Linked DNA regions of Mus musculus: region 2 is linked to region 1. Evidence: chromatin loops called from intact Hi-C (ENCODE). Cell type or tissue: heart. All regions are shown on one strand. Each heading gives the region's core, and the rest is flanking DNA. Links, peaks and the distances in the headings are about the cores only.

What was found. Peaks named below come from ENCODE experiments on the same cell type or tissue, not always from the same donor. Only the 100,000 strongest peaks of a DNase experiment are listed, where the experiment ranks them.
Region 2: it touches region 1 in a loop (5-fold over the local background); 27 of 42 quality-filtered maps call a loop at or near these places.

What each region holds. Positions count from the first base shown.
Region 1 is chr3:105,886,486-105,903,273 of GRCm38, forward strand. All of the region lies in intron 1 of Tmigd3 (transmembrane and immunoglobulin domain containing 3), which reads left to right. Among named protein-coding and RNA genes, the nearest start is that of Adora3, 9.5 kb to the right of the region's middle. In heart, for the core only: a CTCF peak has its summit at 6,709; DNase peaks (open chromatin) are centred at 5,536, 7,676, 8,306, 8,976 and 3 weaker places; H3K27ac peaks cover 2,921 bases.
Region 2 is chr3:105,764,053-105,780,840 of GRCm38, forward strand. All of the region lies in intron 1 of Rap1a (RAS-related protein 1a), which reads right to left. Among named protein-coding and RNA genes, the nearest start is that of Rap1a, 29 kb to the right of the region's middle. In heart, for the core only: CTCF peaks have their summits at 4,629 and 7,669 (motif pointing right); no DNase peak of the experiment used is centred there.

The DNA.
Region 1 (16,788 bases), core at 4,584-12,583:
AGTCTTTGTATTGTTCTCTTTGTTTCTAACTGGTTGATTTTGGCCTTGAGTTTGACTATTTCCTGCAGTCTACTCTTTTTGAGTGTGTTTGCTTCTTTCTGTTTTAGAGCTTTCAGTTGTGCTGTTATGTTGCTTGTCTGGGATCTCTCCAACTGCTTTATGAAGGCACTTAGTGCTATGAATTTTCCTCTCAACACTGCTTTGCTTGTGTTCTGTAGGTTTGGATATGTGGTTTCTTCATTTTCATTGAATTCTATAAAGTCTTTGATTTCTTTCTTTATTTCTTCCCTGACCAAGTTATCATGGAGCAGGAAGTTGTTCAGTTTCCATGAGTATGTGGGCTTTCTGTTGTTTATTTTGTTATTGAAGTCCAGCCATAGTCTCCAGTGATCTGATAGAATGCAGGGGATTATTTCAACCTTCTTGTATTTGTTGAGTCTTGTTTTGTGTTTGATTATATGGTCAGTGTTGGAAAAGGTTTCATAAGGTGCTGAGAAGAAGGTAATCCCGTCTCTGATTAGAGCAGGCCTCCTATGTCCCTCGTAGAGCATACCTCCTGTGTTCCTGGCCAGGGTGAACCTCCATGTCAGACTTTCATAAACAGTCTGAAACCAAGATGAAACTTGGGCAGAAATCAGAGTGACCACTCTGGCCTTAGCTTTTTAAAAACAGTGGCTGAAGTTGTGAAAGTTAAGAATGGTCCTTGTTCAAGTCTAAGTGGATCAAGGAACGCCACATAAAACCAGCGACACTGAAATTTATAGAGGAGAAAGTGGGGGAAATCTTCGAAGATATGGGCACAGGGGAAAAATTCCGAACAGAACAGCAGTGGCTGGTGCTGTAAGATCTAGAATTGACAAATGGGACCTCATAAAGTTGCAAAGCTTCTGTAAGGCAAAAGACACTGTCAATAAGACAAAAAGGCCACCAACAAATTGGGAAAGGATCTTTACCAATCCTAAATCAGATAGGGAACTAATATCAATATATACAAAGAACTCAAGAAGGTGGACTCTAGAAAATCAAATAACCCTATTAAAAATTGGGTACAGAGCTAAAAAAGAATTCTCAACTAGGAATACTGAACGGCTGAGAAGCACCTGAAAAAAATGTTCAACATCCTTAATCCTCAGGGGAATGCAAATCAAAACAACCCTGAGATTCCACCTCACTCCAGTCAGAATGGCTAAGATCAAAAATTCAGGTGACAGCAGATGCTGGAGAGGATGTGGAGAAAGAGGAACACTCCTCCATTACTGGTGGGATTGCAAGCTGGTACAACCACTCTGGAAATCAGTCTGGCGGTTCCTCAGAAAATTGGACATAGTACTACCAGAAGATCCAGCAATACCACTCCTGGGCATATACCCAGAAGATGTTCCAAGTGGTAATAAGGACACATGCTCCATTATGTTCGTAGCAGCCTTATTTATAATAGCCAGAAGCTGGAAAGAACCCAGATGTCCCTCAACAGAGGAATGAATACAGAAAATGTGGTCCATTTACACAATGGAGTACTATTCAGCTACTAAAAACAATGAATTTATGAAATTCTTAGGCAAATGGATAGATCTGGAGGATATCATCCTGACTGAGGTAAACCAATCACAAAAGAACACACATGATATTCACTCACTGATAAGTGGATATTAGCCCAGAAACTTAGAATACCCAAGATACAATTTGCAAAACTCATGAAACTCAAGAAGAAGGAAGACCAAAGTGTGGGTACTTCGTTCCCTCTTAGAAGGGAGAACAAAATATCCATGGAAGGAGTTACAGAGACAAAGTTTGGAGCTGAGACAGAAGGAATGACCATCCAGAGACTGTCCCACCTGGGGATCCATCCCATATACAATCACTAAACCCAGACACTATTGCATATGCCAACAAGAATTTTGCTGACAGGACCCTGATATAGCTGTTTTTTTGTGAGGCTATGCCAGTTCCTGGCAAATACAGAATTGGAGGTTCACAGTCATCTATTGGATGGAACACAGGGCCCCCAATGAAGGAGCTAGAGAAAGTACCCAAGGAGCTAAAGGGGTCTGCAACCCTATAGGAGAAATAACAATATGAACTAACCAGTACACCCCGCCCCCCCAGAGCTTATGTCTCTAGTTGCGTATGTAGCAGAGGATGGCCTAGTTGGCCATCAATGGGAGGAGAGGCCCTTGGTCTTGAGAAGATTATATGCCCTAGTACAGGGGAATGCCAGGGCCAGGAAGTGGGAGTGGGTGGGTTGGGGAGTAGGGCAGGTGGAGGGTATAAGGGGACTTTCGGAATAGCATCTGAAATGTAAATGATGAAAATATCTAATAAAAAAACAACACAGTTTATGGGGAAAAAAAAAAAAAAGAATGGTCCTTGTTTCCCAAGATGTTAACCTTCATAGTGATCCTTAAAAAAAAAAAAAAAAAAAAAAAAAAAAAGTTGGATAGATGGATGCTCAGGCCAGATCTTAGGCACAAGGGACACAAGGCTGTAATGACAGCTTAATACATTGAGGTATCAAGGTTGTGCTTTCTTTATTTAGGAACTAAAAGCATGGTTCCAGAGTAAACATTTAAGCCTTGGTTCAGATTCGGTTCTGCTGTGCCTGCCAGCCTCTGTGATCTTGGGAAAACAGCCTAACCTCTATAAAGTTCAGACTTTGTGTTCAAAGCAGCAAGCATTTTCCACCCAGTAGGGACTTTGCACCCCCACCCTGAAATATTTGGCAAGACTTGGAGGCATTTTGGATTGTCATGATTTGGGGAGTTGGGACTGCTGTTGGTATTCAGTGGGTAGAAGGCATGGGTGATGCTAATATCCAGTAACATAGTAGTACACAATAGACATCGACCCTCACAATGAGAAGTTACTTCGTCCAAACTGACAGTGGAGTGAAAACCAAAAAATCCCTGGCTTAGGGGCAGTGCATTTAGAGTCTGACACAAGATTTGTAGGTGCCAAATTAACAGTGCTGTCATTAGTAAATGATCTGTTTAGTGTGGTTTGGTTAAAAAACATAAAACAGACAAACAAAATGAAACACACACACACACACACACACACACACACACACACACACACACACACACACAAACCAACTTCTGAAAAAGGATCACCCACCTCTTGGTAGAGCTCAGAAAATTCTCTATAAACAGTGGTAACTACAGCCCATCCAACTGTAGCCTGGGTCTAGCCAAAAGGTTTCAAGTGGAGGCTCTGGGGCCTGATATATATAATTTAACTCAGCCTGCTTGCCTGTAAAGTGGCCATCATAATATCTGTCTTGTAGGAAATCCATTAAGGCATGTGAAGGGCCAGTCTGCATAGCATAGCAAGCATTCAACTGATAACTCGCTATTCTTGCAGAGAAGTGGTTAGGGAGAACACTAGGAGGAGTGTTTTTAAGAAAACATTTGTTATTTACTTGTAGTTGTGTGTGTGTGTAGGCATACTTGTGCCACAGCACATGTGTAATGGTTAGAGGACAACTTTCAGGGATCAGTTCTCTTCTACCACGGTGTGGGTTCTGGGGAGCAAACTCCACTTGTTAGGTTTGACAGTGAGTGCTGTTACTGCTGAGCCATCTTGTCAGCTCAGAAGAACACTGATTTCAACAAGAGCCTCTAAAGTATTTAATATAGAGTATGAAAGGGACTCCAACCAAATAAGCAAAGAATCCACCCAGCAGTAGAAACCATCAGAGGACCTGCAGGAAAGGAGCCAGGTGTTCATAAATGTCATCTCCACGACTTCTCACACCTCTCTGTATCTCTTTGAATCTCATTTGACAGTTGTGGAAATGGGCTCACAATAGTTAGTCACTTGCTGAAGATCACGCAGCTGCAGAAGGGCAGAGCTGGGCTTTTGAAACACTCCCTCTGGCCTGTGTTTTTGTGGGCTGAAATTCAGTAATGTTCAACTCAGGGCAGATCTCCAGAACATTAACAAGTTAGGAGGTTTCTATGTTCAGGGAAAGGAAGTGTGAAAGCCTAACCTCTATCTGCTGGCAGCTTGGATATGTGGAGAGGAGAGCAGAAGGCTGCTGGCAGGGGCCTTTCTGCTTTACTGCAGCGATAGCTGCTGGGTCCCGTCAACTCACCCTGCAATGTCAGGCAGCACAGAGTCATCCAGAGAGAGAATCTCTTAGTGATGTATGAGACCTGCTGGCCAAAGACAAGGAGTATGGGCTCTTAGGTTACTCAGCATTCCTCCCCACCACAAGGAGAGATCTTTAGGATTCTTAACCTGTGGGACTCATCCACTTTGGGGTCCAATGACCCTTTCACAAGGGTTTCTTAAGACCATAGTAAATATCAGATGTTTGCATTACAATCCATAACTGAAGCAAACATAGTTATCAATAGCAACAAGATAATTTCATGATGAGGGGAGGTCAGTACAACATGAGGAACTGTATTAAAGGAATACAGCATTAGGAAGGTTGAGAACCACTGTTCTAGAAGATTCCTGAGACCTGAGACAATTCCTAGCAAGTACAGGGTGGTGTGTGTGTGTGTGTGTGTGTGTGTGTGTATGTGTGTATGTGTGTGTGGTGAGACAGAGCCACCATAACCTGAATAACGTAGGCTGTAAACTGGAGAACCACAGTAGCCTTCCCTTATGCAGCTCTATCAGAGAGAGAATGATGACGCTGGAAATAGTGTGGAGTCTTGAGGGCCTAACTGTGAAGAGACTGTCCCGGCAGCACTTGGGGTTGGTGCAGATGATAGTGTCTGTATCTCTGGTGTCCTGCAGGACCCCTTTGCCTCTCCTGGTCTTAGACAAATGCATCAGTCACTTTTCTCATCCTTTCAACACAATACCAGACAATAAAACTTAAAGACGCAAACAGTGGTTCTGACTCATGGTTTCAGGCCATTGCAGCAGGGAGGTTTTGGCAGGAGCAATGTTCTTTACAGTGAAGCAGTGACCCAGTGGGACCTGGCTGGTATAAACCTTTAAAGGGCCACCCATGCTGACACATTTCCTGAAGCTAAACAGGCTTCTCCTACCGCCTGCAAATTATCATCAAAAGCTGGGAAGCCAGGGTTTAAAAATTGAACTGGTCAGAGCATAGTTCAAATTCAAACCATTATCAAAAGTGCCCTGCACTGTCCACAGTAGGACAGCATCTGGGTGACTCTCCCAGCTGCTTGCCCACCATCCTTCCACCTCTGGTTCTCACACGTTCCAGCTCTTCTTCTTGAGGCACAAAAATAATGGGGCTGGAAGCTGTCTCAGGATGTTTGGGTCCCACATATACAGAAACTGAGCAGAAAAAAAAAAAAAAAAACAAAACAGGCTATAAGACCTCAAGTGTCAACATGGCCCATGTGTTCTGTGAAAGGTCCTGCTCTGCCCTGGCCAGAAAGAAAAAAAAAAAAAAGAAAGAAAAAAGAAAAAGCACTAAAAGTTCACTAACCTGGTTGTTTAAATATAGGAAAGGAAACAGATGCTGGCTGGCGGAAGTGGGTTGGGGGGTGGTGCTTGAAGCCTAACCTCTGCTGATTTGCTGTGGGACCTTTCTGTTGTTACCCTGGGCTATATCTCCCTCAGAGCTCCTCCTCATGATAGACAAGAGAGGGTTATTTTTAAGCTGATCTTTGTGACTTCCTTTTGGCTTGTGTCCTCTGCTTCCTTGGTAGTCCTATTCTGGCACAGCCTGTCAGGCTGTGGGAGGTGAGAGCTGTTTTTGTATGGGCAAATGGCAAAGGCTGAGTGGGGAGCCCAATGGTGCCGACTCGGTCAGGCTGAACGCAATCCCTCCACCCCCCAATGGACTCGTGACAGGACAGTGTGGAGGAGTCCCAGCTTCAGGCCTAAGGCTTAGTCTCAGAGTGTGTAGGTAGCACACAGCATCCACTTCGGAATCCTCTGACCGGATCCGTAGTATCCAGATAAATACAGGGGTGCTACTGTGTCCTCAAATGGTCTGTCCTCCGAAGAGCTCCCCTTTCTGGAACCAGGCTGGGCTGCCCTCTGTGGTCTCCGAGGTCTCTCTGAGTTCCTGGGGAGGATAGGATGTCTGGCTAGGTGCACTTCTAGCATCCTCAGACTGTGTGCTGATGAATCAGCAACCTGTCCCAGTCAGTCTCTTCACCGTACATATCAAAGGAGGCGAGTGGAGATCTCGGTAGCTCCTGGGGGTGGGGGACGGCCTCAACCGAGTTCCTGTTGATCCCTCTCACTTCCTCTTGTCTTCAGTATATGGTGGAGGCCCTGAAGTGCAGCTGGTGCCCAATGGCTGCCTGCGATAATGCATGTCTGTGGTTTCTCGTTCAACCTCTGGTTACCTCCCGGAAGGGCCCTCCTTAGTCTTCTCAGGAGATTGCTATGGTCCCCAGCTCTAATCAGGGATCACACAGAGCCACACCCTCTTCTGATTTCAAAGATCTCTCTCTCTCTCTCTCTCTCTCTCTCTCTCTCTCTCTCATATCATACATGCAGGCTGAAGCCTGGGAGGGAATAGTTTAGAAATTAGTACTTCCTTGCCAAGACCCAAGAGAACACAGATCAGGTCTCACAGAAGGTAGAAGTCTTGGTTGAGTAGCCCTTGTGTAGTCAGGCAAAATAAGCTAGTCTGTGTCTTTCCACAGTAACTCCCATGTGACGCTTAGAAAATTCTTTCCACTTCAGAGTCCATGTCAAGAAATAGTTGGGTTTTTGAGATTTCCCCCTGCAGACGAAGAGCTGGCTCTGCACGACCTTTCTGTTGGGCCCAAGCTTCTGACGCTCAACCTCAGCTACTGCAGAAGTGAGGAAAATCCAGCTCTCAAAGCAGCAGCTGGATTGTTGATCTGCTCCAGGCCTTGTGTCACCTGACTCCAGCAGCTGCTATCCAAGCCTCTGGCGAGCTACTTAGCCTTTACGGAAGGTGATGTGGTGTTGTGTGTGCGTGACCATGCATCCCTCCTACCTGCGCCCTCCCTTACTTGCCGTGGGTAGGGCAGTCATCGCACCTGCTTCCTCTTTGGGTCTGTGAAATGAGAGCCACTTCGGCTTTGCCACATCTAACATCTAAATGGTATTTAGGAGAACAACAGCATAGCTCCTTGACTTGGTTAGGGCCAGGCAAGGAGTTCTGTAAGTGGAAGGTGAGGAGGGTCGTGAAGTAACCCTTTAAAAATGTTTATTAATCCTTTGAGGATCACACACACTTACACTCACATACACATACTCACATAGTCACATACCCTCACAGACACATACTCACACAGAGAAACTCATATACTCATACAGTCACATACATTCACACACACCCTTACACACAACATATTTGATCATGTTCACTCCCTACTCCTCCCCTAACTCCTCCCAAGAATACGCCCACCCCCAACCCCTCCTAACTTCATGTCCTTTAAAAAATTATTTTTATAACCCGTTCTCGATGTCCATATATTAGTGGGTGTGGATCCACCCACAGTAGTGTGATTGACCTTCCAGGGGCCATGCCCTTAAAGAAAACTGACTTTCCCTCTCCCAGAAGGACACGCCCCCTGCTTGGACTTAGGTTTCTGGAGCAACCTTCCCTTAGGCTGACCTTCCGGCAGTTCCTTGGAGCCCCACCCAGCCAGCAGCTGCCCTCGCCTCCTGCAGATGTTTCCAGTTTGCAGATTGCTTGGGGTTCTCTTTGGTCATTCGTTCCATTTGCTCAGAAACAACAGCCAGCATTCTTGTCGGGAAGTGAGAGAGTGCCAACCTCAGGATGACACAAAAGGCCCCAGTCATGGGAACTAGATAGAGATGGGGTGGGGGCTGGAAAGGACCAGAGACTGGACCATCTGCAGTGACCTAGACTTCTGCTGGCCTCTGCTGCAGCCGGGGCCACCAAAACAACATCTATCTGGCTTCCATCTGGCAGGGCCCAGAGTGGGTCAGTTGAGTCATCCTGGAGGGTTCAGGTCAGAAAGAGCCATTCTCCTGGAGGCCCGGGAATGACTGGAGAGTCATTCTGGTTCCTTGGCCCTTCACAGTCAGGATCTATTCCAAGGTTAATGAAAGGTTAGAAAGTGTTTGGTATTCAGGATCAAGTGCAGACACAAATGAATAGGCTGCGCATTAAATCGTAAATTGTGTGCCGTGCGTTTCATGTCTGTCAAGCAGCTGTTTTGGCAGGAGGTGACCATAATATTCATCAACCTTCACACCCTGCCCAGAAGGTGGCCTTTTTATAGCCTTGAAAAGTGCCAAGTGCTCTGCCACGCCCTCCAGAATGAGTGACAGGTAAGACACAGAAACTGTGGTTATGGTTCTGAATAGGGCGGGCTCTTGAGATAGCCAGGCTTCACCTGCAGCAACGGAGAGGCCCCTGTGGCTGCGGGTGCTCCATCCTGCCTGTCTAGGAACTGCCTGCAGTCAGACCCCCCAGGCTGGCCTCTGCCTGGGCTCACGAAGGGGGGCGGTCTCATAGCTGAACCCTGGCACAAGCTTCTTCATGCGGTCAAGCCACTCACTTCCTGGCAAGTAGAGAAGATAGGAGAAGACGTCATCGCCGTCCTGCCATCGCCTTCGGGTGAGTCCAGTTTCTGAAGCTCAGAAAACCAACAGAGGATTTGGAGCAAAAAGCTTCTTCAACAAAAGACGAGAGAAAGGTGCCAAGGAAAGCCACATCTAGACCATTCCAACCTCAGGGGCACAGCCAGCCTGCAGTTCACGGTTCACAGAGGGTCTGTGGGTATAGAGACGCTTCCTGTTGGTTCAGTAACCAGCAAGCACCTCATGAGGAGTCACTGGCCCGGTGCCCATGAGGCCCACAGGAAGAGCATGGGTGCAGGACTCTAAGAGTGGTCCAGACCCTGCCCCAGATGTTGGGTGTTTTTTACTTCTTTCAGGTCCCAAAGAATAATCTTCCTCCTTCACCAAAGAGGAATTAAAGACATGGGAGATTGGGCAATGTGGCCAAGGTTATCCGCTTAGAAACAAAGCTCACAAAGCAAGAAGGACGTGGCATGTTCAACGTCTGAGTCACTCGCTGGCAGCCAGCCCATTTTGATTTCTTCCCCGGGGCTGGGCCTCAGGGCATAAATGCAGTGGGACAGGCCTGACACCTGGAGGCAGAAGCCCTGTGTGTACATGGAGTGGGACAGGAGGTGGTTCGATGCGGGAATCTCACCGAGGCAGAGAACTCTGGCACAGGTTTGAGTGCTGAAGGTCTGGAAGGTAACTTCCAGTAAGAGGTGATATGACTGGCTGGCACATCAACCTGGATGGACAGGGCAGGGAGACTGGCCATGACACATACATGCAGTGGATCACTGTCTGGTTGGGTGGTCCTAGGGTGTTCATCTGTGGGCTCAGCGAGGTGGGCACCAGAATAAACAAGGAGCTAAATGTTCTGGCTAGCCGGTTTTGACCTCAAACCAGTCACTTTGGGCACCAGTTTCCTCTCATGTTCAATTCCACTTCTAGCACACTTGTGCTCTAAAATCTCACTGTGAATGTTGATTTGGGACAAGAAAAGTGATGAGTGTAACACCAGGAACAGTTCTAAGCCCTACAGAAAAAGCAAGAAGAACAGGGCCAAGAACAAATGACAGAGCTCTGATCATGGAACACAGAAAACAGGGTGCCCATGGCATCAGATTAGACAAATCACACTGAAGAGAGAATGGACGTGTGGTGGTAAACAAGCATAGAGAAGCCACAAACTGTCTTGTAAGGCATTCTCTCTAAGGGCCTCTTAACCAGACTGAGTAACATAACCCCAAAAGACTGCAGGGAAAAGATGCAACAAAGAAACAAAAAATGGACCCTCTCGTTCCTCTCAGCTTCTGCCCAACACAGTGACATGGTTAGCACCCTCTTGGGCTGGGGTGGGATGTGTGTGGGGGTAGGGTGGGGACAGACCTGGGAATAATATATGCATTCAGCTCCAACATAAAACAGGTCTCCCATGTTGCCAGGTGTTATAAGAGGCTCCTGGAGGTCCAAAGTTGAATAGGAAGTGGGAGAAACAATTTAACTCCAAAGTAGCATAAAAGTGCTCAAAGAGAGGATAGCATAAGCTGAAATGGAATCCATAGTGAGGGAGGGGCCACTGGCTGCCCACCAGCGCCTTTGATCCTTCTTGGGAGTTGATTGTACATACAATGGTAAGTGGGTTCTGCCTGTGCCGTGGGTGGCACCATCCCGGATACTTCTGGGCATCAGTGCCCCAAGCTCTGTTATTGAGTCCTCTCCAAGATACTCAATTAAAATGACAGCTTTGCCATGTTTTGTTTCTTGTTTCTAGAGACAGGGTCTCACTTTGTAACCTTGGCAGTCTGCTCTGGCTTTGAATTCACAGAGATCAAGCTGCCTCAGCCTCCCAACTTCTGGGATTCCAAGCATGCATCTGGCTGGGTATTTTATTTTTAGAATTACACAAATCCCTATGGGTGAATGGGAAGCAACACCAAAGTTCCTTCTATGTGCTCGTTATTTGTGACTTGCAGTCTTCCCAAAAGCATGTGCTCATAATAAAAGAACAGAGCATGACAACTAAGATACCAGGAGCCAGGGCTGGAGATTTGACTCAGTGGTTAAGAGCATTTGCCACGGACTGGAGAGATGGCTCAGCGGCTAAGAGCACTGACTCCTCTACCAGAGGTCCTCAGTTCTATTCCCAGCAACCACATGGTGGCTCACAACCATCTATAATGGGATCCAGTGCCCTCTTCTGGTGTGTCTGAAGACAAAAACACAGTGTACTTACATATAATAATAAATAAATCTTTAAAACAAACAAACAAACAAGAGCAATGGCAACTTGTGATGGTTTGAATAAAAATGGCTCCCTTAGGTTCATAGGGGAGTTGCAGTATTAGGAGGTGTGGCCTTGTTGGAGGAACTGTCACTGTCTCAGAAGCTCAAGCCAGGTTTAGTGGCTTATGGTCTCTTCCTGCTGCCTGCTGATCTAGATGTAGAATTCTCAGTTACTGTTCCAGCACTATGTCTGTCTACGTGCCACCATGCTTCCTACCATGATGATAATGGATAAAACCTCTGAACTGTAAGCCTGCTCAGTAAAATGTTTTCCTTATAAGAGTTGCTTATAAGGCTGGTAAGATGGCTCAGAGGGTAAGAGCACTGACTGCTCTTCCGAAGGTCCTGAGTTCAAATCCCAACAACCACACGGTGGCTCACAGCTATCTGTAATGGGATCCGATGCCCTCTTCTGGTGTGTCTGAAGACAGCTACTGTGTACTTATGTATAATAATAAATCTTTGGGCTGGAGCAAGCAGGGACTGAGTGACCAAAGTTGACTGGAGCGAGCAGAGGTCCTAAAAAGTTCAATTCCCAACAACCACATGAAGGCTCACAACCATCTGTAAAGCTACAGTGTACTCACAAATATAAAATAAATAAATACATTTAAAAAAACAAAAAAGAGTTACCGTGGTCATGGTGTCTCTTCACAGCAATAGAAACGCTGAGACACTACTCTCTGAGAGGACCTGATGTCAGTTACCAGCACTCACACCAGGTGGTTCTGAGTGCCTTGTAACTCCAGCTGCATGCAAGTGATGATGACTTCTGGTCTCTATGCCACCTTCACACAAGTGTGTGCACACACATAAAAATAAAAAAATAATTTAAAAAAGGATACTAGAAGCCTGAAGTTGAGACAATGCGTGCAGCTTTTCTAGAAAAGTCTTTTTTTTGCTGAGACAAGCCTGGCTTGTGCTGACCCACTCTGAGCTCCTGGCTGCCCAGGAACAACCTACGCCACCAAGCTAATGAACAGAGCAGGAGAGGTATTAGAAGAGCAACATCCTTCCTAGAACCTCCTCGGGGAAATAGGTCTCTTAAACCTTCAGTATAAGCAATAACAATGTAGTATCTTTAACCGTGATGAAATGCTGAGACAGACTCTGTATAACAATAGCTTTAATGAAAAGCCGAGGGAAATAAAGTTATTGGGGGAACCCTTCAGCGGGAAGTAAAGTAATGTGGTTTCCTGATGCTGTCTGCCCATGGACTAGATGCAGGGGTGTGGGGTGGAGAAGGTTGAGGGAGGATTGGCAGGCTGCCCTCCATTACTCCACAGCCTAAGAGGAGGAACCAGAAACCAGAAAACTGGCAAAAAAGAAAGAAAAAAAAAATCCTGTTCTCAGTAGTTCTCAGTAGCTGGCCCAACCCATGGATCATGCACACCCTTCCACACTGAAGAGCTTCTGCCCAGTCACAGTTTATGTTTGGTATAATTGGTGTTGGCCTATTCTTGTGTGATTCACTGGAAAGGGCTAAGATAGTTGACTCAGATTCTGGCCTTTACCCATCGTAGTTGACTGTAACTGTCCTCCCTCCCTCCCTCCCTCCCTCCCTCCCTCCCTCCCTCCCTCCCTCCCTCCCTTCTTTAAGTTACCTTTGTTCAAGATTTTGTCAAAGAAATCTGAGAAGTAACTAATGCAGGTTCAGATCCCAGCTCCGCCACTTGCTCCCTGAAAGCCACCTCGCACCAGGCTGTGGTCTCCTCACCAGTGAAATGAGTTAGCAGCACTTACGATTAAGTTTGGCACACGATTATAAGTGACAGGTATAAAACGCCAAGCAAGGAGCCTGGGCTGTGTCACTTAGCACCCTGTCAATGGCAGGGTTCACACACTCGTGATAGAAGGACCTTGTAGAGTAAGAGAAGACGTGTCATCGAAGGGGTAGAGGTTGCTGGTTTCTTGCTCTCTCCAGGAGAATGTGCTCAATTCATCTAAGGGTAGGGTGGGTTGAGAAGAAGCAGGCCAAGGCACAGCCCCACTATACACATCTAGGACTGGCGGTGCTCTATCCCGGGTTCGTTCCTGCACGTGCTAGTTAGTGCTTACGTAAAGGTCACTGAAAATGACATCAGGACTCACAGTTGACCTGTGTGGAATCAGAGATGAACTTCAGAGACTGCGGGAGTCCCCTACTTGAGTGAAAAAATACCAGGGTGGGTAATTGAAGGCCTGAGGCTGGAATGAGGAGGCTGGGATATGAAGAGGCTCAAGGACGTTTGGATAAGTTATGGGCTTTGAAAAGATCAGGACAGTGACCAGAGGGCCCTGTGCCTACAGGAGGATGGGTTGGGGATTGGAGGACATGGGGGAAGGACCAACAATGCACAACCCGGTGAGATCTACTTACGGCAGATATCACACGGTAGCAGACCCCTTCTGAATCCACCCTGTCCTTAAGTCAGGAGACCAGACTGGGCTGGTCTCCACTGTAGAACATGCTCTTTAGCAGAACAGACTTAAGCACATTCCTTCTCTATTTGCTGAGAGTTCCTGCTTTGTGGAGCAAAATGCAAAACTTTTTTTGTTAGGCTGTTCATGCTCCTTGCCAGCCTTCTTGAGTCCAGAGGATCAGAATATTATGTGGGACTAGATTGGACTGACCATAGGCAGCCTACCTACCCTCCTTGCTCCTGGTCTCCCTTGCAAAGTCCGAGGTGGTTGGCTGAGGCCAGTTTTGAGCCCTCCCCATTTTCTCTCCTTAGCGGCAGCTTGTGTTTCAGAGGACGGTGGAAATGTGCTGCCACCTGGTGGCCACATCTGAGCATAGCCCCTTAGCCAGACCTCAACTACTCAAACCACAAGCTGACACAGGTAGTTGAAAGACATATTTTGAGAGCCTATAATCTGGAAGAGTATTAGGGATAGCTGAATCCTCTAGCCCTTCCTCATAACACGGCCCATTAGTAAAATTCCCTTTAATACAATACAAATGTTGAGGCGACCCCTCCCAACCATAAATTTATTTTCATTGTTACTTCAAAACTTTAATTTTGCTACTGTTATAAATCATATTGTTACTGTTATAAATCATAAGGTGTGTATCATATGTTTATTTATCATATGTATGTTTTTATAAATCATAGGGTATGTATCATATGTATGTTTTCCGGTGGCCTTAGGTGACCCCTGTGAAGGTGTCATCTGTGGTTAGCGACCCACAGGCCGAGAACTGCTGCGCTAGACTTTCTCTTGGGCTTAGAGGCCTGGCTCACTTGGGCGTGGTTGAATCATGGTAGCTAAGGTTTGGGCACCTAGTCACAAGCAGTTCCCTTTCCCTGAGCAGGATTTCCTGTAACCCAAGTTACAGGAACCTTGGGGTTTTGGGTCTTTATCCATCCTTTTCATTTTTACTGATACTCACTTTAGAGAACTCTTCACGTTCAGAGTCCCAGGCCTTGTAAGTTGAAAGGGTCTCAGCCCAGCTCTAAGAAGAGCAGTGAGTTTGGGAAGTCACCTGAAGTCTTAGGGTCTTACCGGTACTTTGACAGAGAGTGGGGAAGGAGCATATAAAAAAGGGGGCAAGGAGAAGACACCCTCAAAGATGACTCTGAGCACTGGCTGTCTCTAAGGCCCCACTGTTCGCTGGCACATAGCGAGGTCTGTAGAAGCATGAGGCTTTGAGGGAAGTGGTCATGACTTCAAGAGGAAGTGAGTAGACATGGGTCTATGCAAGTATGCCCACAGCATCGTGTCAGCTCTGAGCAGCCAAGCAGCAGTTTCCATCTCCCAGCTGCCTAACATCCTGTCTTGGCTGTGGCTTGGGTAATTCTGGGTTCTGGAACCCCAACCTTGGTCTCCTGCTAATACACTTTTCTGTCAAAGACTGGCAGTTGAGGTTATCTAGGCTTTTCTGAGAAGATGCAAAAGAGCCTATGTGTGTCCTCTCTCTGGTCAGCCTTTTCAGGATGCTATGCAGCCAATAGCTGAGCTGTGCTGTGCTGCTCCAGGCTAGAGCTTGGGAGGCCTTTTCCTGGACTCGGGTCACTTTGTCAGACTGGAAACTCCTCAGAGTCCATCCTTGTCTCCCTTGTAGAAATCAGGCTCTGCCGGTAGAAGTGAAATTCATGGTGCCCCTCCTCTCAGATGGAAAAAAAAATGGCAGGGAAATCCGAGCTTATCTTCAATTCACTATTAAAAACTTTCTTAAATAGACCTTTTTTTCTCCCCCACTCTGGTCCTATAAATGGTCTTCTGTGAGATCCAAAATGTCACCAGTGGCCTGCTTATGTGGCCCTTTCTCTGGTCCTACCATCTCTTCCTACCTCAGAGCAGGCACTGAATCTGCTTCATACGTATGCTTTAGTGTCACAATCTTGTTGGCCTAAACATCACATTTTACAGTATTAATTTCTTCCTAATATTGATCACATAGTGACATCAAACAGAGGGGCTCCTTGTACTTGTGACAGTACAAGTACATATCGTGGTTCATCATTTCTAAGGGCTACCTTTCAGAAACGGGGCTCTGAAGCCAGCCATATGGGTTTGAATGTCAGTTTGTCACTTCCTAACTGTGCTGTCATGGCCAATTTATTTACCCTTTGGCGCCTCTGCTTGCTTATCATTAACAAGCATTGTCACTTTCTCCAGAAGACATTGGATGAGACCACAAATAATAAAATGTTATTTTGTTATAAAACTCCAGGACACCAGAGTGTCCTGGAGAGTACCTAACAGGTCCTAGTTGAGGGTTTCTGTAGCTGTGTACCCAGTGCCAGGTTTCTGTCACCTGGCATGCTAAGAAGCATCTCTAGTCATTCACTGAGCAATAGTATACTGCTGGCCAGCCAGGCAACATGGTGTAAAAATGAAAAGTTCTGGTTGGGTCTCCAGGAACTGCAGGCCTATAGAGTCTGGGTAGGAGGCTGTTAGGGTGGCATGGTGGATCCACATGAGGGAGAGGTGGTGTCTTAGTTAGGGTTTTATTGCTGGGAACAGACACTATGACCAAGGCAAGTCTTATAAAAGACAACATTTAATGGGGCTGGCTTCCAGGTTCAGAGGTTCAGTCCATTATCAAGGTGGGATCATGGCAGCATCCAGGCAGGCATGGTACAAGAGAAGCTGAGAGTTCTACATCTTCATCTGAAGGTTTCTAGCAGAATATTGGCTTCCAGGGAGTAAGGATGAGGGTCTTAAAGCCCACACTCACCGTGACATACCTACTCCAAAAGGGCCACACCTTCTAATAGTGCCACTCCCTGGGCCAAGCATATCCAAACCATCACAGGTGGTATAGGAAGTTTTCTTCAAGGTCCTGTTAGAGAACTGCCTCGAGGGGAGCCTTTTTATTTTCTAGGTGGGGGCAAGGAAGAGATCCTGCTAGACCTAGTGAGTGTGCACAGGCGAAGAAGTGAAAGGGAATTTCGGAGCCAGGAATTGCTGGGAGCTGTGGGCTTATGGCTTCGGTGAAAGAAGCAGATGGCAGGAGCCTGAACAGGCTCAAACCCCACTAACCTGGGAATCATAACGAAAGCTATTATCAGGAACCAGGACCTGGTAACAGAAGATGTGAGAGACTGGGTCCATGGGTACCAGTGAGGTAACAGGTGTGTGAGGTGGCTGTCTATCCTGGTCTCTCTGCCCCCTCTCCTGGATTGCCTTTTGGATTTCAATCCCCAGTGAACAGATATTTAGCATGGTCATAAGACAAGCTAGTGAGGGAATATGGAAACTTCTCTTCCACCCCTCAAACTCGCCCTTGAACACTGGTGCTCTCTGTTTATTCAGAAAACAAAAAAGAACGGACATTTCTCCTTCGAAGAGAAGAAGCACCCAAGGCATCGCAGAAACCTCTGGGAGTAACATAATCCTGGGTGGGAAGCCGTGGTGGTTATGGTCCTCTGGAAGAGCATCCACTGCTCTTTATAGCTGAGCCATCGCTCCAGCCTGTCCACCTTGCTTTTCAATGTAACAAAACATGGACCGTCACCTTGTTTCTGTTGTTGTTAATGTAGAAGCTGCCCGTTTCCTGACCAACAAGCCTTAAATAGAGAAGAAAGCTTGATCTCCTGTCCTGCCTCTCTGTCTGTGGCAAAT
Region 2 (16,788 bases), core at 3,503-11,502, 120 kb before region 1:
GCAATATAATTGTGTATCTAGGTCAATTATCCTTCAAAATGAGGGAGAAAAGACTTCTACAAACAACAACTGAACAGATTTGTCATCAACAGGCCTACCTTGCAAGAACTGTGAGATTCTTTAGAAATGACAATGGTTTAAACCATAAACTTCACTTTTCCTTTTGCTGATCTAACAAATAACATTTGCTGGAAATGAATACACAACATACCAAAATGTATAAACAAGGAGAACAGAAACAAATCTCTCACATTTGCTTATAATAATAGTACTGTACTGACAGATGATAGCACCTGTCAGTAACTGACAGATCTAATAGGCAAAGCCAGTAAGGACAGGGTTGACCCACACTCAGAGAATATTCCACCAACAACAATAGAATATATATTGTTTTTCAGGGGATATAAAAATTTACCAACAGAGTAAATACTCTATACTATAAATACAAGTCTCAATAAATGTAAGGGAATTTAATCCATACAAAATGCCTTTTGTTTTCCACGAAATTGCTATGCTCTGCTGTGGTGAGCCTGCTCCTCTTCCCCATCACTTTTCATCCCTTTTCAATCCATTTCATGGTTTCCTGGCCTCATCTTTGAAACTGATTCCAGTGTGGAATAGTTAACATCCTCATTTCTAATAGATAGTGCTCTATGTAAGAAAGAAAAACTGTCAGAATCCAGTCTCAGTTCCTTTTACAGCTTGACTATATCAATGCTAAAAGTTTAACTTCTGAAGCTTGACTTAATAGTCCATAAACTGTATTAGAATAGATTGGGGAAGGAATGTATATTTAAATGTTTAGGCAGTATTTCTAAAATGATCAATACTTAAACTTGTTATCTTTTCCATAATATAAAAATGCCCCCATTGAATTGTGTCACTAAGACATGATAGTCACATGAGTAGTTTTCGTCTCTCCACATAAGCAGCACTAATAAAATTGTTCTTTAAGGCAGTGAAGCAATAGTTAATGGCTTACATCCTGTATCAATATTTTTAAATAAGTGAACTTTAAAAAAGTCAGTTTTCTGAATATATAACAAGTCTTTATGTTTGTTCTTTTATATAACTTTATTTACTTATTTTCTCAGTTCTAGACATTATGATCTTTAGTCTTTTAAGAAACTGTGTACTTAATATGTATAATATTAAGCTGCGTACTTAATATATATAATAAAAAAATTAACTGCATGGAGCAAAATATATCCTAACTGATAGAATCAAATTTAGAATCAGTAGCAAAGATATGAGAATCTCCAAATATTTGGAAACAATATATTTCTACTATTCCAAGTTTTAAAAAAGAAATTAAAGGAGAAGTTAGTATTTTGCTGTTATATGAGTATACGAGGCAGGGTCTTTTTATGTATCTCTGGCTGGAATGAAACTCACTATGTAGACTAGAAGCCATCTTTCAGCCTCAGTGCCTCCCAAGTGCTGAGACTAGAGGCAGGCACCCCCACATCTATTAAGAACCTCATGTTCTTAACAGTGTAGAAATGAATATATAGAGGAATTGTAGAAAATAGGGACCTCAGAAATAAATCTTCACAAACACAGCCAAATTATGTTTTACAGGAGACAGTCAGGAAAGGACAATTTTTCAATAAACAGTGCCAGGAAACCAGATGTACATGTAAAAAACGAATGATCCCATTTTGTATATTAAAACTGACCAAATGGGGCTCACACTCTAAACGATATAGCTTAAGTAAAGTTCCATGGAAGAAAACACAGATAGAAACTGCATGACACGGGTTAGCAATAACTTTGGAGGCATGACACTTGAAACACAACCACTAAAAGGGAAAAAAAAACTGGACATCAAAATTCAAAACTTTTATGTTTCAAGCACACACACACACACCAACAGGACCTCTAAGATTGCCACCAAGAGAGTTCAGTCTTTAGACCCCCCCTTCCATTTTTGTTTCCTGTTTCATATCACTTGTATCCTGCTATTCTGCCAGGCACTCCTGCCATGGTCTCTCTCTACTTTCCTGGTTTCTGTGGTTATTCCATGTTCTATATTTGGATTTGGAGCTAAGAACTATAGATGAGAAAGAACATGTAGTGTTTTGTTTTGTTTTTTCTTTCCAGGTCTGGGTTACTTCACTCAATGTAATTTTTCCTAGGTCTATCCACTTACCTACAAATTTCATGATTCCATTTTTCCTTACAGCTAAATAGTATTCTACTGTGTAGATGTACCACATGTTTTTATTATAAATTCATCTACTGAGGGACATTTATGTTGTTTCCATTTCCTAGTTATTCTGAATAGGGCAACAATGAACACTGCTGAGCAAGTAGCTCTGGAGTAGGGTGTCCAGTTCTTTGGGTATCTGCCAGAGAGTGGTATAGCTGGGTCACATGGTAGATTATTTTTAGCTTCTTAAGGATTCCCCACGCTGACTTCCAGAGTGGCCGTATCAATCTGCACACCCACCAACAGGGAGTGAGGCTTTCCCTTTCCCCACAGCCTCCCCAGCACTTGCTGTCAGTTGTTCTGCTGATCTAGCTAGTCATTCTGAGTGGGATAAGATGACATCTCAAATCTGTTGATTTGCATTTCCCTAACTGCTAAGGATAATGAAGTTATGTCTTTTTTTCTTTAAAGATTAATTAATTTATTATTATATCTAAGTATACTGTAGCTGTCTCCAGACACATCAGAAGAGGGTGTCAGATCTCATTACAGATGGCTGTGAGCCACCATGTGGTTGCTGGGATTTGAACTCAGGACCTTCAGTCAGTGCTCTTAACCACTGAGCCATCTCTCCAGCCCCCATGAAGTTATTTCTTTTTGTGGTATTTCTTAACTATATTTCTTCTATTGAAAAATCCTATTTAGATTCCTAGTCACTTTTTAATTGGGTTATTTATTTCTTGAGATTCTTTGTTTTTTGTATTCTTTGAGGTTTTTGCATATTGTGAATGAGACACTGCATACTTTGGACACAGGACTTGGATTAGATAACCTGAAAGCCTCCTTCTTACAGTCTAGCTTCCAGACCTGAAAATACAAGCTATGCAAGCTGCCTAGGAAGGAAAGCAAGTAGTCCTGCTCAGCTGTGGTACCTATGAGCCACCAAAGAAGCCGAGACAGCACTCCACTAGAGGGGCAATAGATGGCACACACACCTTGGTGGTAACCAACTGCTAAGTGGACTTAAGGTCAATTCAACAGGAGGAAAATCATGTCTTGCACTAGTAACCTAGCCAATTTCCTACAGCTTGTTAAGTCATTTGTTCTTCCAAAGAACTCAGGTTCAGTTCCTAGCACCCACATGGCAGCTCACAACTGTAACACAAGTTCCAGGGGATCTGTCATCCTTACACAGGCATAGATGCAGGTAAAACACCTACCTTCTAAGACTGTAAGCAAGCCCCCAGGTAAACACTTCCTTTTCTAAGAGTTGCCTTGGTCAAGGTGTCTGTTCACAACAGTAGAATAGTAACTAAGATAGCCTCCTAATTGGTTATCCAAATACAACAAGGTCAGCCCTGAAACCATATACATACAAACACCAAAAACAGGCTCAGCAGATTGTATGTATACATTTGTATTTGCATACACTTGTGTATATATGTGTGTGTGTGTACAAGATTATATATATACATGTATAACAATGACAATAAAAAGACAAGGAGGCTATTAATTTGAGAGTAGGGGAATGGAAAGAGGAGACGACTTGAGATATGCTGGAGAAACAGGAAGAGAGAAAGTAATGTAACTATATATTAATTTAAGAAATGTGTAAAAATATATATGCAGCTCACTACAGGAATTATATGACATAATGCACGGTAGTTTTGAAAATTCCTTCTGTAAGTACAAAATCACTTTTGTTTTTCAAATTGGACAGTTCACCAGGGCACAGTGTGGCATATACCTATAATACTAATAAGATCCTATCCCAAAAATAACAGAAAAGAGATAGGGGAAGACAAAAAGCAACTACCGTGAGTCACTTGTCTAAGAGTGTTCTAAGACATAGTTGAGGAGACAGCTGAATCAGTAAAGCTCCTGCCTGGAAAGTCTGAGGACCTGAGTGTGGGTTCCTAGAACACTCACAAGTCAAAAGCAGGACATGGTGGAGAACACCTGTAGTCCTTTGACAGCAAGTTGGGAAGTGGAGATGGCTGAGCCTTAAAAGCTGGAGGGCCAGCTTGTCTAGCATATTTGGAGAAGTTGTAGGGTGCCCAAGGATGTCTCTGCCCTTCACATATGTGTGCACATACACACACAAGATATGCACACACTATACAGAGCAGATTTTGTGATTCAAAATTTTACTTATAGTCAATTAATTGTTAAACATCATAAAATTTGAAAACCTGCTGAAATCAAGTATTTCTGAATCTTAAAGCCATAAGGTGAAAAGTGTAGTAATACAATGTGAAAGAACTTACTGTTTTTTTCTTACTTTATATACAATCAAAACAAATAAAAGGGGGAGTCTGGCACATTTTAGAGCATTGACATTCCTCAATATAGTACTATCATGTACAAACAACATTATCATTTACACGTTTGTTCAAACCCATGGAAAGAAGATGATCATCGTGCAGTGTGTCACTCAGTGATAATGATGTGCCATGTGCTCATCCACCAGCCTAGTGGCTCTCCTGGGCACTGCTGTGAACGGAGGAAGAGGTGCAGCCAGCATGTGAGAACCTTTGTATTGTGTGCCCAGCTTTGCCGTGAACCTCAAAACTGCTCGACAAAGATTAAATCTTTGTAGGAAGTGACTATGCACAGAAGCTGTGATACAGCAGAGTGAAAACGAAGAAATGGCAGTTAGCTTTCTACTCTGAAGCAGCTCTTTCTCAGTGATGCTATCTGGGCTGCCTTTCACAGAACTCAAGATCAAGTGAGATGCACCATCACTCATATACAATGCAGGAAGAATTGTAAACCAAGACCAAATTTTTATAATTAAAGTAAATATAAGTATAAAGTAAGTATAAACCAAATTTTTATAATTAAAGTAAGTATATATAAAGGAAGTATAATTAAAGTAAGTACAAAATAAGTATAAACAAGAGTCCTCTGGGTCTTCATAGTCATAACAATTATTTTTCTTGAGTCCTAATGACATCAAAGAACATGACAGTGATTTTTTTAAAGCCCTTCTAATAGAGGAATAAAAATCAGCAAACTGGTTTCAGATACTGAATGGTATGAAGACTAATTAAGTCTAATTAAAAGCATCCAAACCAATGCCCAGCTCATAGGAATCTAAGACAATAATCACTCTTTTAAATATTTAGTTCATTCTAGGAAAAGAGGAATACTGTTTCCTAGATTCTTTAAATATTAACTGCCTATTAAAACTTTTATGAGAAGCAACCAATTACTTCATATACAAAATCATAATCAGTAGCAAAGTATTGATCACCAATAAGAAAATAAAGGGACTTTACATAGACCATGATAATTTATCTGCACGACCCTAATTTATGAGTCATCTAACTGACTCGTAAAAATTGTTCCTATTTGAGAGATGCCATGTGGTGTTTCAATGTGTACTACTTCTTCAAATGTTTGTTATCTCTGTGATGAGAACATTTAAATCTCTTTCTTTAGCTTTTAAAACACACTGTCATTATCTACAGTCTGGAATACCTTGGCTTCCTGTTTAGCTGTAACATTGTACCATTAATTTACCACACTCTGTCCTTCTCTATACTCCACTCCTCCAGTCTCTGGGAAGCCACCATTATACTCTCAGCCACTAGTAAACCCAGTTGATTATATTCATGTATGGGTAAGAAAATGAAGTGCTTGTCTCCCCAAGAATGACTTATTCCTCTTAACATAAGAATTGCTAGGGTTGGAGAGATGGCTCAGTGGTTAAGAGCACCAGCTCTTCTTCCAGAGGTCCTGAGTTCAGTTCCCAGCAACCACATGGTGGCTCACAACCATCTGTAATGGGATCTGATGCCCTCTTCTGGTGTGTCTGAAGACAGCTATAGTGTATTCATATATATTAAACAAATAAATAAATCTTTAACAAAAAAAAATGCTGGCCCAGAGACTTGAGTCTATTACCCAATTAATAAAATGGTTTATCTGCAAGCGCAAGGGCTTGAGTTTAAGCTCCAGAACTCATAAAAACAAAAGTTCCCACAACAACAAAACCAACCATCAGTGTGTGTGTGTGCTGTTTGTGTGTGTGTAAGTGCATGTGTGAATGTGGGCATGCCTGGTGGCTCACATGTATAGATCCAGCGGTAGGGAAGTGGAAACAGATTTTTCCTAAGGCTAACCTAAATGGTGAGTTCCAGGCAGCAAACAACCCTGACTGAAGGAAAAAAAAGTGGACCGCAGCCCAAGAAAACCACTAGAGGTTGTCCTCTGGTGTCCACAAACAGGCACACACAAAACAATCTCCAGTCCTACCCAATCCACAAATAACAAGAGTGCACCTTTTTAATGACATTTTCATATTTTACAGCTAAAAAGTGTAAAGTTAGAAAGCAGTGTGAAGTGGAGCCTCACGAAATTCCAGCAACTGAGACACTGAGACACAGTTTGAGACCAGCTTGAGTTACAGCTTTTAGCTACAGAGTAAAATCTTGTCTCAAAAGGCAATAAGAAAGGAAGGACAGAGGGAGGGAGGGAGGGAGGGAGGGAGGGAGGGAGGGAGGGAGGGAGGGAGAGAGGGAAGGAGAGAGGAAAAGTAGGGCTGTCAGGAAGGAAAAGTATTTTACCAACGACCACCCACAATAATCTATGGAACCAGAATCAGAAGCCAAGAACAAGACTGGTACTTGCAGGCTTACCTTAAACTCTATCTAAAATGCTAGCTTTCCTATGGACTAGTAAAGTTAATAGTGTGTTTATCATGTATCATTTTCTACAGTATGAGCACAGCAAAAACATAAAGCAAGAAAAAAATATGTGTGCTTTCACTTTCATTCCTTATCCAATGACCAGAAGGTAATTAAAAAAAAAAAAAAAAAAAAAAAAAAAAAGGGACTCAATAAGCAGAACCCAATAGAATAGAACAGGCTGATCTACAAGGCAATACTTCCTTCATAGATTCACTCTCATTATCAATTTTATCTGCTATCTTAAAAATTCAAAATTGGTCCTGTTTCAGTAGGTTTCTTTGTTCACGATGGCTGAATTCTTTAAATAAAGCCCAAACCAATGACTTTAGATCTGTTTTCAGATCTAAAAAATGCTTGAAAATGTGCTACCATTCTTGCTAAACAGAATACATTAAATATTTGAAATACTGTCTGTTGGTAAAAATGGCACCAGGAAATAATTTGTAATTATTCAGCTCTACTTATCTTCATCAACATAACCAACTATCCCTACCTTCACTTTCATTATTCCCGATTGTTTACATCAAATCTAGAAAATAAGAGACTGTTTGCAGGCATCAATGAAAGCCTCTTAGAAAATGTGATTCTGAGCAAGTTCTTAAGACATTTAACCATGAAAATTACTGAGTAGAACATTTTGGTTAGAAGTGTTTATGACTAGAAATAAAATGTGAACACTGGGAAAAACCTGCTTGATGAAAATATCTCTTAATCACAGTTCTATCTCTTTAATTCTAGTTCTTAAAAAAAGTTGTTTTTATTTATTTAAGTACATTGAGTTAGCATGTTAGACTGTGCACTTTGTGCAGTGAATGCAGAGGCCACAAGAGGGCATCAGATCCCCTAGGAATGGAGAGAAGGGTGATTGTCAGCTGTCATGTGGGTGTGGGAATTGAACCTGGGTCCTCTGGAAAAGCAGCCAATACTCTTAACTACTGAACCAACTCTCCAGAGTTCTTAATGAACTGTATCTTTCTTTCAACTAAAGAAATATTAGATAGCAGTCTGGGAAATTAGCTTGGTTATAGAATGAATGCTTATCTAGAATGTGTGAGGAGATCCTACTGTGGTAGGTTAGAGAAAATTAGATTGAGAAAGTAGAACACAAGACCTTGAATTTGATACCAGTGTGCTGAAAAGCAGTGGGCAAGGGTCACAGATATCCACACCCTGGGACAGTGAGATGGCTCAGCAGGTGAAGACACTTGTCACTGAGCCTAACAACCTGACTGAATTCCATTCTGGGACCACAGCTGATTCCAGAGAGTTACCCTGACATTCACGCAGCATGTATATACATATATGCAATAAATAAACATAAAATAAATGTTTTTAAAAAACATTCAAATGAAGGTCTCTGAAAGTAAAAAAAAAACTCATAAAAAGTAATTAAAATTATGAATAGTCATAATTATGGGAAAAGCAAATATCTACTTTAAAAAAGTAATTAAGATATATTTAAAAAATAAAATGTAGTATATGAGAATAAACCCTAAATTACCAAGATTACTTTCATATTAAATGACAAAGTTTAAGCATACAAACATAAGCTCTACAAAATGGAAACTATTGTTACTAAATATTAACATTGTTACTATATATATATATCTTAAGAATAAGGATTACAAAGGAATTTATATGTAAACTTAGACCTGGACACTAAATAGGGCAGCTATTTTCACTGAAGAGCAAATTCTCAACACAGTACGAATTAGAGAGACTAATAATGTTATGTACATTAGACACACACTCACAATTGATAAGGAAAAATTCCTCAGTATTCAAACCTATCTCCAGAGCTAGGATCCACAAAAAGAAAGAATATGCAGTGTCTGTCTTTCTGCCTGAGTTACCTTGATATACCAAATCTGGTCACTATCATCTTTTGTCCTCAAGTCTCATGAACCTGTCCTCACATCAGATGCCATCCTCTTTACTTGTCCTTCGTATTTCTGCAAGTCCTGAAAGCTAGAAAACTTACAATCTGTGAGACTGGTAGCTAAGCTACTTCTACAAATTTCATTTTCTAAAACACTGTTTTCAACCATTTACTCTTTTTTGTCTCTATTTCCACTGTGTTCATAAAGGCCCTCATCACTTCTTAACAGACTTCCCCAAAGAAAACTCAGAGGAGAATTAGTAGTACATAGGGAGGCTGGCCAACTGAAGGAAGAGGTAAGGGGCTTGATTTTCGTCACTGTACAAACTTACGCCTCTCAAGTCATCTTCTAATGCAAGCCAAAACCACGTGTTCAGAATGTAGCTGGCGACTGGGGACCCTCGCCTACGTTCCTCACGTACTACATTATATCCTCTCTCTATCCGTTGTTAGTCAAATATGCACTTTAGGAAATATAAGAAACACAACTTAAATGAATACAGAACAAAAATCTTTGCTTTTAAAGCACAGGAATAATTTCTGTAAAGATTAGAAGGCCCAAAAGTTTCAAGTTTCAATGATGTCTGTGAAGACCTCAACTCATTATCTGAGCTTGTGGAATTTTACATGTTCTGGGCCTGGTTTGGGTCTTTACCACCTGTCCCTCTGTGGGAACAAGAGCTGGTGAATTTAGTTACATTATTTTTGAATCTCTATTGTCCCTCTTGCCCCTTTTCTTGACAACAACGGTATTCTCATTCTCTATTGGAAAGCAACCCTTATCTCCATAAATACAGTTTTGATGTGAATGTCAATCAAGGTGTCCTTCTCTGGACTGAATAAAGGAAATATGAACTAAAATCAAAGTAAGGCCATTACAATGAGTTTCCCAGGAAGCTAATCTTAAGAAAAATTAATGGATAAAGCCCATTAATTTTGACTATGGTACACCTTAAAAAAATAAGAAGAAAACCACTTGCACAGTGAAGTCAAGGACCCCATACATACCTAATTCCTAATTCTAATTCCTCTTGGGGATTCTACCTGTTTATTTCAACTTAAGTTCTGTTATTCTGTTATCCTTCAAGCCAACATATGTTTCTGCTTTCATTATTCATCATTTCCAACACTTGTTCATCTTTGTGATGAATAAATATTTACTGAACTGTTTGAGAGCCGTACCAACCTGGCTAGGCTACAGTACTCAGTTATTCTAACAGGAATCTCATCTTGGTACCGCTCTACAGTAACTATGCAAGTGTGGTTAACATTTACAGGCAGTTCATTTTAAGATGTTATCCTCAATAATGTGGGTAAGCAACATCTAAACTGCACAAAGGCCTGAAGAAGAAAAACTGAGGTTTCTCAGAAGATACAACTTACAGAAAGTTTCTGACCCCACTGTTGGTGAAAGTACAGATATAGAAAGTTGACTATATTCAAGAGACCCCATGGACCTAAAAGTCTAAAATATATAGTACCTGCTACCTTTTATGGAGAAAAATTGCTACTTCCTGGTCTAATTTATTGAAGCAAGCATTAATATATTATCAGGGGAAATGGACAAGAAACAGGTAGAAATGGTAGAAAATATGATTTAAAATAGAAAGAAAAGAGAATGAACAAAGGGTGAGTGCTGTTGTACAGTCTTCAGTATGAGGAAGGCTGAGGCTGGAGAATCACAAGCCGGAGGCCAGCTGAGCTATACAGTAAGCCCTTGCAAAAGAATAAATTGACTGTAACTATTATTTATTGCCAACTTACCATGTACAAAACAGTGTTTTGAACACTGTTTGTGTACTATGTTTTCAATCCTTGTAACATTCCTATGAGGTAGAGATCCATTATCTTCATCTTATATTAGGTAATAAAATTAACTAACTTGACCAATGAGAACAGACATAAATCATAGAATCATGATTATAATCCAAGCAGTTTGGCTCTAACACTGTGTTGTTAACCTCAATATCATACTGACTTATCAGCCATCTTGTAATTTGCACTACACAAATGATGTTGATTTTCCCTGTAATAATGTATAGTCACATGTCACTTAAGGGCAGGGATATGAGAAATTAAGTCACTAGGAGTCTTCATTGTGAAACATCATAGTGCACTTGCCCATGCCCTAGATGGCATAACCTACTGAATAGCTTAGCTAAATGGTAGTGGTAGGTGTGTGTGTGTGTGTGTGTGTGTGTGTGTGTGTGTGTGTTGGGACTATGATGAATGAAATAAAAGATTAAACCAGACAAAGATAAATGATTAATCAAGAATTAAGGTGAGCAAGAGATATATGAGGCTCACCAGCTGCCAGCAAAACATAGCATCTTCTTTTATAGTAAACACACACAAGTTAAGCAGGAAGAGCACAGATAGAGTCTAGAAACTTGACAACTTGTCTTTGAGTGGAAGTGTAACTAGAATGCTTTGCATTTCTACTCCATACATGTAATTTCTGAGTAGAATGTAAGAAGCATACACCAGTAACAATCACTTATTGTCATTATCAAGTCTTATTATATACTATGAGTTCATAGACACCAGTCCTCCTGTCTCCTGCTGAATTGTGGTGTGCATGCCCTCTCCCTCCCCGCTCTCCACCCTCCTCCAGCCCTGAAGCTCAGAAGATGAAATGTTAACTCATAAGTTTCTTTTTCCTCTTCTTCCATGTCCCCCCACCTGTGTGTGTGTGCCACAAACATGTGCGCAAACAGTAGAGTTACAATGTTATGATTCACATTACTTATTAATACAAACCTCTCCACTCTATATAATAACCTAGGGAGACCACTGTTAAAAGTCATTGTATAGTGCCTGTTTTAGTCAGGGTTTCTATTCCTGCACAAACATCATGACCAAGAAGCAAGCTGGGGAGGAAAGGGTTTATTCAGCTTACACTTCCACACTGCTGTTCATCACCAAGGAAGTCAGGACTGGAACTCAAGCAGGTCAGAAAGCAAGAGCTCCATGTAGGAATGTTCTCTACTGGCTTGCTTCCCCTGGCTTGCTCAGCCTGCTCTCTTATAGAACCAAGATTACCAGCCCAGAGATGGTGCCACCCACAAGGGGCCTTTCCCCCTTGATCACTAATTGAGAAAATACCCCACAGCTGGATCTCATGGAGGTACTTCCCCAACTGAAGCTCCTTTCTCTGTGATAACCCCAGTCTGTGTCAAGTTGACACAAAACCAGCCAGTACAGTGCCTGAATAAATTATAAACTTTAGATGAGCCAAAACTGGAATAATCAAGTTTGCAATGGTACTTTTTTTTAAAAAGAGAATTACAAACATTATAAAAATGTTTGCCTATTTATATCTACATACAACTTGCTAAAGAAAACCATGGTACCATGGACTTAATCACTGTCTTTCCTGAAGTTTTATTTTATTTTTATTTATTTATTTTTTTTGGTGTTTCACTTTATCTGTATTTTTGTTTTGTTTTTAAACACAGGATCTCACTATGTATTTCATAGTTCAAAGTGTTTTTCCTGCCTCCTAAATACTGGGATCCTGGGCATGTGCCATGTACCATTACACCAGATTCCCAGCTCATACTTGAATTTAGAAGCTTGTGAATATACAAAGCTAAAACAGAGGCTGTTAGCTGAGGATGGTGACACATGCTTGTATCCTCAGCATTTTGGAAACTAAGAAAGGAGGATCTTGGGTTTGAAATCAGTTTGAGCTACATAGGGGACCCCTCTCTTAAAAGGCCATGGTCTTGCCTAGGATGCACAAGACCCTGATTTGTTGTCCTACATTTCCAAAAAATAAAGTAAAATTACAAAATATTTAAATGCGTATTTTGGAAGCCAGAGAGATGTTTCAGTGGCTAAGCGCATTGTCTGTTCTTCCTGAGTAACAGGCTTGATTCTCAGAACCCACATGGTGGCTCACAACCATCTGTAACTGCAGTCCCAGGAGATCTGATGCCCTTTTTTGGGCACAGCACACATGTAGTGCATGGACATACATGAGGCAAAATACTCATAATAATAATTAAAATTTAAAAATGTATGTTTTAATAGAAGTTTCTCTCAGGACAAATAACAAATCAATAGTCATTTTATTTTACTTGTAATCTTCTATACTTTTTGATTATCTGTATTTACTGCTTCTGCAATTTATTACTTCATAAAAATTAACTTTTCTAAATTGACTTAAAATTTTCCATATTGCTCTAGTGCTTAAACTGAGAAATTATTATTAAAAGGGCAAAAAGAATGAGAGTAAAAAATGGGCTTCTACATATTACTAATACTCGATACTTTCCTGAAAGACAATCTACTTTTAGTTAAGAGTACAAAACATAAAAATGAAATCTCCCAATTTCTATAAGCAGTGGAGATGTATTCTCTGAAAGACTCGTTAAATAATCCTTGTTATCATGTGGCCATTACTAATTAAAGTCCTATGGGTACTGACATCACAATACTTAATAAGGCAAGAATATATGGAAAACGAGTAAGAAAATGGAAATATTTTAAGTTTTATAAAATACAAATGTCCATTATACATTGTAATTTTTGTATTATTTCACATATTTTAGCTCAAAACTAAATTAAAATTGTATATCTTCTTTTCATGCACTATCTATTAAATTAGTTTGCGATTTTACTGTACCTTCGGTCTTCAGGAAACAAAGTAGGCAGTCAGCAGGGTAAGAGCTATAGTGAAGCTACTCATGGTTTGGTGGGAGGTCTGAAGTCATAATGCATGAATTCTCAAGCAAAAGCTGTCATTTGTAACTGTGATGCTAAGATAAAAGAGCAGCTTTGTGTAAATACTTAAAATTCATGAAAGCTGTATCTTGTGCCAAAGCATGAAATCTTCAACTTGGTTAAATAATAAACCTCAGCCTATAAATTCACAATTAAAATGTTAGGTTTTTATAACCATTCCATTAAAAAGATACTACTAGTCGAGCAGAGTAGCAAGCCCTCAGTGACTTGAGAGGGCATGGCAGAAGACGAGAGCTGAAGGCAACACAGTGAGACTCCTGTCTCAAAAAGCAAAACAAGCCGGGCGGTGATGGCACACGCCTTTAATCCCAGTGCTTGGGAGGCAGAGGCAGGCGGATTTCTGAGTTCCAGGCCAGCCTGGTCTACAGAGTGAGTTCCAGGACAGCCAGGGCTACACAGAGAAACCCCATCTCGAAAAACCAAGGGGGGGAAAAAAAAAGCAAAACCAGACAAAACAAAACAAAAAAAAAAAACTACTATCAGAGAAAGGGCTGTTTTCACTTTGATAAACAGCACTAATACAAATCAAGATGGGCTTTTTTTCAAAAGGATTTACTGTTATTAGTTTTAACTAAGTGAATGTGTGTGGTTATGTGCACCTGACACAGGTTCCCGCTGAGGCCAGAGGTGTCATGAACGCGGAGCTCTTGTTACAAGCAGTTGTGAACTGCCCAGTGTGAATGCTGGGAACCAAGCCCAGGTCCTCTGGAAGAGCACTGCTTGCTCTTAACCAAAAAGCCATCTCTCTAGTTCCAAGATCAGTTTTTCTAAAATGAACCTAATTAACCTAGTAACCACTTAATTCCAAGAAAATCTACTAGTACTTGGGAGCAATCCTGTCTGAACTGTGGAGGGGCAGGTGTACACCATGAATTGCAGATTTAGTACAACCAGCCTTTATTCTAGGTGTGAACATGCCAGAACACTAAGAGTAATTAAAATCTCACTTTTAAATAAAATATAGCAAGATCATTACTTAATGGCTAGCCTCAAACTTTCATTTCTCTTGCCCCTCCCCCACCCTGGTGTGTGAATTTATTTGAAAGTTCTTTTTTATTATACTTTTTGTTATTTAAAACAATTTTTAACTTTATATTTTGACCATATCCTTCCCCTCCCTCAAATCCCTCCAGATCCTCTCCCCTTCCTATCCACCCAACCCGTTACAACCATACAACCAAGAAAACAAAGCACCACACCCAAACAAATAACACCCAACTGTAACCAAATACACACACAAACACACACACACACACACACACCCAACTGTAGAGTCCATTATATGTTGGTCAACTATGCTGAACATGAGGCCTTCTCTGTAGTGGTTGATATACCCAGTGTCACTCCATTGGAGAAAACTGATTTTCCCTCTCCCAGCAGGATTACAACAGTTCAGTTGTTAACCTTTACCCTAGTGACTAGGTCGGTTGGTCTGTCTGTCTGTCTGCCTGCCTGCCTGCCTGTCATTCATTTATTCATTTTAAAGAAATATATAACAAAATAATTTATAATAAGATAAAACAAAAGCCGGGTGGTGGTGGCGCACGCCTTTAATCCCAGCACTTGGGAGGCAGAAGCAGGTGGATTTCTGAGTTCGAGGCCAGCCTGGTCTACAAAGTGAGTTCCAGGACAGCCAGGGCTATACAGAGAAACCCTGTCTCGAAAAACCAAAAAAAAAAAAAACCAACAACAACAAAAAAAAAAAACGATAAAACAAAACCTATCACATTGAAGCACATTGAAGTTGGACAAGACAAACCAACAAAGGAAAAAGCCCAAGAGAAGGCACAAAATAAAGAGACCCACTTGTTCACACACTCAGTAATCCCATAAAAACACTAAACTGGAAGCCATAACATAATCACTGAGGACCTGGTACAGAACTGTGCATTCTGCTTTTGTCTCTGTGAGTTCATATGAGCTTTGCTCATGTTCCTTTAGAGGGCCTTGTTTGCTTGGGTCTTACACTTTCTTTCTCCTTTTCTGCAGGGTTCCCTGAGCTCAGAGGAGAGGAATTTGATGGAGATATCCCATTTAGGGCTGAGTGCCCCAAGGTCTCTCACTCTGTAATGTCTGGCTGTAGGTCTCTATTATCTGTTCCCATCTGGTACAGGAGGAAGTTTCTCTCCTGATGGCTGAACAATTAATTACCTGTGTCTCTTGAGTGCTGGGATTACAGGTGTGTGTGTGTGTGTGTGTGTGTGTGTGTGTGTGTGTGTGTGTCACTGAGATCAGCTTTAAAAATGCACTTGAGGGGGTCCTTTTAAAAAGACTTTCACAGGCTGGGGCATAGTGACACACACCTTTAGTCCCAACAGTCAGGAAGCAGAACCAGCTAGGTCTCTTGTGAGTTAAGGACCACCCTTATCTACATAAAGAGACACTGCTTCAAAAATGAAAAAAAGGAAGGAAGGAGGGAAGGGAGGAAGGAAGGAAGGGAGGAAAGGAGGAAAGAAGGAAGGAAGATAGATTATGGGTAATTATTAAAATAATCAGAACTAACATTCAAAGTATTTAAAAATTGTACAAGTAGCTAAATTTATATAGGAGAAATGAATCTGAAAGAAATGAATATATTTTTAAAAGCTAAAAACATTTTTAAAAACTTAAATATAGTTTCTTGAAATGTTTACAGAGGTTCCATAAAGAAACCTGCTTGAATCTAGCATAGTATTAATTACATTAAGATTGTATAAAAAATACTGAGTCAGAAGTATCACCTAGGATAATCCTATTCTGGTATAGGTTGATTTATGAGAGTGTAAACCTTAAGAAAGTATAGGAAATACATCAATAACTCTATAAATAAACCAAAACAGAACAGTATAAGATGCCAAAAATAAATACTTCACCAGAAGAGAGAGGGAAGGATACATCTATCTTGAAACAAAACAAATTCCAAATCAAAGACTATATGTATAAGTTCATACTTCTTCAATCAATAAAGATTAAAAGGTATTAAAAGACAATACGTTTTGCTTTCAGGTACCCTCAAGAATACACAGCCTTTTTATTTATTTACTGTGCTTACAAGTACTTTATAATACAGATAACAAACTCAGTGGTAGCTTTAGAATTCTGAATTATGGCCAGGAACTAAAAAGTTATTAAATGTATGTATTATTCTAATCTGGTATATAATTCATCCTCTCTCTCTGTCTGTCTGTCTGTCTGTCTCTCTCTCACACACACACACACACACACATACACACATATACACACTTGGCTTAAAAGTACTTTTTAAAATTAGAGCCAAAATTAAGCTGTATATGAAAATTATACAGGCACACCTGCACAGATACCAAATATTTTCT